2 separate regions of the Homo sapiens genome follow, and region 1 is linked to region 2. A link is a loop called in an ENCODE intact Hi-C map of the cell type or tissue named here. Cell type or tissue: HepG2. All regions are shown on one strand.

Region 1 (2,500 bases), 180 kb after region 2:
TTGGGTTCTCACAGCAACAAGGAATTTTAAAGAACACATTTAGTTCCACTGCTTTATGCAAGACTGAGCGGTTTCAAAACATCTAGGTGCTAAGATGTTAGACAGAGACTACGTAAATCTCGTTTACACGGTTAATTAAGACCTTGTGATTTAGGCATACAGACAACATGGATCTACTGGATGGATATGCACACTGTTAATATGTTGTCCTGAGTCTGAGACTGCTACTGCCCCACTGGTTCTGCTCTGAATGCACTTGTAATCACTCTTGGTCAGTACCAACAGCTTAACATCTATGTATCTTTCGTATTAAAATCTTTTCCTCGGACAACTGTGATTTTTGTACTAGCTAACTGGCAGCTCGTATGACTTTGGAGGCATGAAATGTATGAATTACACCGTTCAAATTTAACAGAAACACAGGCAGATACAGATCATTTGGGTTAATTTCCTATGGTTTTGGTTGGATATTATTAAGGAGTCTGGGAGGATTTGGTAAGAGGTAGAGCTTTGTTCCACCTTCCTGATTTGGTAGCACAGGCAGGATTTCATGGAGAAAGGAAACTGCTAGACAGTTGTTCTGGAAAGTAGAATCCATTCCCCCAAGTATGGGAGGGTTCTGTCCCTGAGGAGGGGTCTCAGAAAAGCAGATATGCTGATGGACTGTGGAAGGAAGCTATCTGCATAGGAAGGATGAAGACATTCTTCCTAAACCGAAAGGGATCCAAGTCCACTTTAACTTGCTCAATTACAGCTTAACCAAATTCAGCTGATCTTATAATACAAAGTCACAAATCCCATGACAATCCTGCTGCCTTCATTCTGCAGCCACTTAAGCTAAACACCTCTCAACCACCTCAAAAATCTGTTTACTCTCTGAAAATGGGATCAGGGACTTCCTCTCCTGATTACCTACCCAATATGAAAATACAATATTTATTTTCACAGATCGTATTATTTTTTAAATGGCAAAAATATTACTTCCATTCATATTTTAGAAAATTGAACCAAGATTTGGAATGACATGCTTTTAATGTGGTTCCTACAGCTTTTCTATGTAAAACGCAGGCTGGCACCGTTTCACACAGGGAAGTAGCTCAGAGAGGAGGCATGTCCACAGACCGCGTGGTGACAGGTGACTGGGGGAAGTTCGGACCTCGGGCTTCAAGTCCTGACTCATCACTAACGGGTTCTAGAGCTCTGGGCCCTTCGATCTTCATCTTGAAAATGACAGCCTGAAAGGACTTTTTACGGCCCCCTTCAGCTTTAAGCTGGTCCTGACCTAATCACATGTTTCAAGTTCTAACTGAAAATTACGAGAAGGAAATTAGGAAAGATGTATCAAAGTCCATGTTTATCCTGGATTAACTTTGTCACCATTGTGCTGCTGTGGAGGCAAACCTGTTGCATCACATGGAATACCCTATTTCTGGCTGTGCATTAGAAATACAAGAGGCAGCCGACTGGCTTTTTATATTTTCATTTTTTAAAAAAGTAAACAATAGTATCCCTCGATGATGGGAAGTTCTCAGGTTTCACCTTTATAGTCTGAAAGTACACACAGAATGCCACCTGGCAGACAAGGGCCACACAGCTGAACCCGGGGTATGCTGGCTAGCTTTACCACGCGTGAAGACTCACTTTAAAGCCACGTCCCCAATCCTTACCAGGGGGCTGATCAGTGCCGTCGCTGTTACTGGTGGGGCGATTAACCGTGTAGCGGCCAGAGAATGAGGTTTGCGTATTACCTGCCCATGTATTTATACCCACCTCGTGTGGCTTGTGGTCACCAGAGCAAGAGCATGCAAATTAAAAGCAACGAGATTTGACCTTAGATCTTACTGGACACATCTACTACTATATTGGAAACAGGAAAAGAAAGAGCTTTTGACACAGCACCTGGTGGAAGGGGCAAACCTCCATCTCCCCATACATTGCATTGTTGCAGTCTTCAGAGTTTCAAAGGCTTGCCGTTTCTCCCTGAAAAACACGGCCGGTCGGGAGGGATTTCTGGCGCGGCCCACTCACCTCTTTGATCTTTGCCCTTTTCTCGCGGATGGCGGCGTCGGCGGGCTCCCGGCTCTCCACCCCGATTGGGGGCACGAAGTCCACCGGGGGCAGGCCTCTGAACGGCGCCTTGTCACGCAGCTGGTCCTGGGCCACCTTCTTCTTCTCCAGTAGGATGTCTCTTTGGATCTCCTCGGGCAGCTTCTGCAGGGTCTCCTTGGCTTCCCTGAGAGCCCGCTCGTGGTTTTCGCGGATCCTGGCCAAGTTGTCCTCCAGGGCGGCCTCCGGGTCCCCGGGTGCCCCCTCCTCGCGGCGCCGGGCTCGCCCCTCGGCCGCGTCCTCGGCGCGCGCCCCGGGCCCGGGCTTGTGGTCGGCGGCCGGCTGCAAGGCGGGGCTGGAGTGGAACAGGACCCCGCTGAGCAGCTTGGAGGAGTCTGGCAGGAAGAAGATCGCCCCGAAGCAGAGCGTGATGAAGGCGCTGAATACCAGCAGC
Region 2 (2,500 bases):
CTCTTCACTATATGCTGCCTGCTTCTCAGGGTTCTATCTAGGTATATTGGTATATTCTTAACCATCAGAGTCACAGAAAAAGGAAGGGGGTTTTTCTGACCCCATTTGAGATGTGGGGTCCATCAATAGTTTAGCCAGTGGTCTCAAGGGAGTTTCTCCTGTGTACCGGGGGAGTCACCAAGTGACCTCTGCCCAGTGGAGTATTAATTCTTGGATATCTACTTGGAATTACTTGGAGTAGTAATTCTTGGAGTAGTAGTTCTTGAATATCCATCTCAGGAGGAGAAATACAATTTCATTGCCAAGTGGATTATTTTCCTACTTCCAACTTTTTATAGAAATATTGCAGGCAAAAATGTAACATATATTTGTAGGATGGGAGAGGAGTAGCAATGTCTCATTTTTCCCTTTACACCTTTTACCCTAATGTAGAATAAAACATTTATTTTAGAGAGTATTTAAGATTCGTTTTAAGCAGAATATCCTCTACAGTTAATCAATAGATAAAGAATCTTTAGAAGTCTTTGCCTGGACGTGCTGAAACTTCTATTTAAAGAATGAGCTGTGTACGTGAGCCAAGAATGCTTTTTTGGTTTGGCAGTCTTTATCTAATCTTTGGGAGAGGTTAAAAGCGCAGATACACAATGTGGAAATTTTGAAACTTCCCCTTAATGCAATCATCATTGTTTGAAGAGGACCAAAAAGAAGAAAGCAATCTATCGTATATTTTTTAAAGCAGCAAAATAAATTCAAGAGCTTGTTAAAATTCTTTTTAATTGTGGCTTTGACATACTATATGGTTTTTTTAAAATCTAGTGTTTAAAGAAATCCTGTATATTGGTTTATAATGGTGACAAAAGTCACTTTCAGATTTTCAGGGACTGATTAATCTCTCTGAGATCCTTTGTTTTTCTCCCTCTCTGTTCTTTGATCATTATGTCAGCACCTCCTCTGGAGGTAGAGATAAGAAGATAAGGTGGATGATGGCGAAATCGTAATCAATCATTTCGTTTCTGTTAGAATGGTTGAAGAAAAGTCAGCTTGGAACAACAAAGTGAACTTATTTGAAAAAAATGTAGCAATACAATTATTAATGGATTTGCTTTAGCCCTAGAATCCTTGGTCCTATTACTAGAGAGGATTACAGAAAGGTTGCAGTCACTACAGAGAAGTTCTTTATTATTTACATCACTCACAGTGCTCTTCAAGTGTTCCATTGAACAGAAGAAGCCAGCCCTGGATGTGTGGGCATGCCAATTTAGGCATCGATAATGGCTCAAACAAACAAACAAACAAACAAACAAAAACATCCCCTGACTCCCCTACCCTCAAACCAAAAACAAACAAGACAAACTCTAGCGGAATTGAGAATATCTGATATGTCTGTTGATCTCAAGGATAGTGAATAGTTCACAAGCAATGACAAGGAAAGAATATAGCTTGGACTCTTGTGGGTTTTCCCTAAGACAGTTGGTATATTTTGAACATACTAAAATATGAGAAAACCATCCTACTTTTGGTAAGTTTGTTTTGAAATTGTAGTGATGCAATTTTTCTAATGGCAGCTTATACTTAGGTGTCTCACAGTTAAGGTAAACACCAGATTTTTCACTAAAAATAGAATCTGTATTCAACTTTGTAGATAGAAGTATCACTTTGAGTTAGTAGGGCTTAGCAGGGCTGTGTTCTGTTGCAGGCAAACTTAAGATGAAAATCGTGGATGTTTTTGAACAGGAGTTTGAGACTCACTTTTTCTTCATTTCTTAACAATTTGTTCACTCTTCACCAAATGTTCACTGAGTGCCTCCTATGTGAAGAATGGAAGGGTAAACTTGGGTTGAAAACAAATGTGTTCCAGATGCTATATCAAATCCAGTATTTATATTAGCAAATAAGCCATGATGCCCTCCTTTTTAAATTTTAAAAATTCTATTTTTTGCATACTTGCCTTTTTTCCTAGTCAAGACTTGCAAGAAGCAAGTCTAATTTGCTTACTGCTAAATTCCCCAGGACCTATGACAGTATCTGAAATATTCTGGTTACTTAAGAAATATTTGTGGAATGAATGAATGAATGAAAACCAGTAATGACAATATAGTGTGACACATGAATAGGAGTTTGCACAAAGTCCTTTGGAGTCCCATAAGAAGCAAGAACAAATTGGAATGAGAAGCAGACTGGTCACAGACATATAAATTGAGACTCAAAAGGAGGAATAGACATTTTCCAAGAAGTGGAAGGAGGTAGACCAGGAAGGCCTTTTCAGGGATAATACAGAAAAGTGAAGGCCAGCAGGAGTGAGGCATATGGGGGGAAGGAAGTGGACTATGGGTACTTTGTTCAACAGTGTTAGCCTCTCTTCAGAAGCTAACAGCCTTATTCTTGTGTGGGGAGTGCCAGAAGAAAAGGTAAGTGTTAGTTGCATATAATTTACATCTCCACTGCTACAGAAACCAAGAGCTTTTTTTGTTTGTTTGTTTTGTTTTTGTTGGGGGGGAAT

Evidence for each region. Peaks named below come from ENCODE experiments on the same cell type or tissue, not always from the same donor. Only the 100,000 strongest peaks of a DNase experiment are listed, where the experiment ranks them.
Region 1: a loop joins it to region 2, with 5 times the contacts of the local background. A loop is called at or near these places in 4 of 110 quality-filtered maps.

What each region holds. Positions count from the first base shown.
Region 1 is chr6:119,346,435-119,348,934 of GRCh38, forward strand. It overlaps MAN1A1 (mannosidase alpha class 1A member 1), which reads right to left. Exons shown (of 13, transcript NM_005907.4): 2 at 2,029-2,500. Among named protein-coding and RNA genes, the nearest start is that of MAN1A1, 2.1 kb to the right of the region's middle. RefSeq lists an enhancer at 1,798-2,147 and a silencer at 2,358-2,477. In HepG2, no CTCF peak of the experiment used is centred here; DNase peaks (open chromatin) are centred at 740, 1,347 and 2,067; H3K4me3 peaks cover 2,500 bases.
Region 2 is chr6:119,169,988-119,172,487 of GRCh38, forward strand. No RefSeq gene overlaps it. Among named protein-coding and RNA genes, the nearest start is that of FAM184A, 93 kb to the left of the region's middle. In HepG2, no CTCF peak of the experiment used is centred here; DNase peaks (open chromatin) are centred at 624 and 974; H3K4me3 peaks cover 809 bases.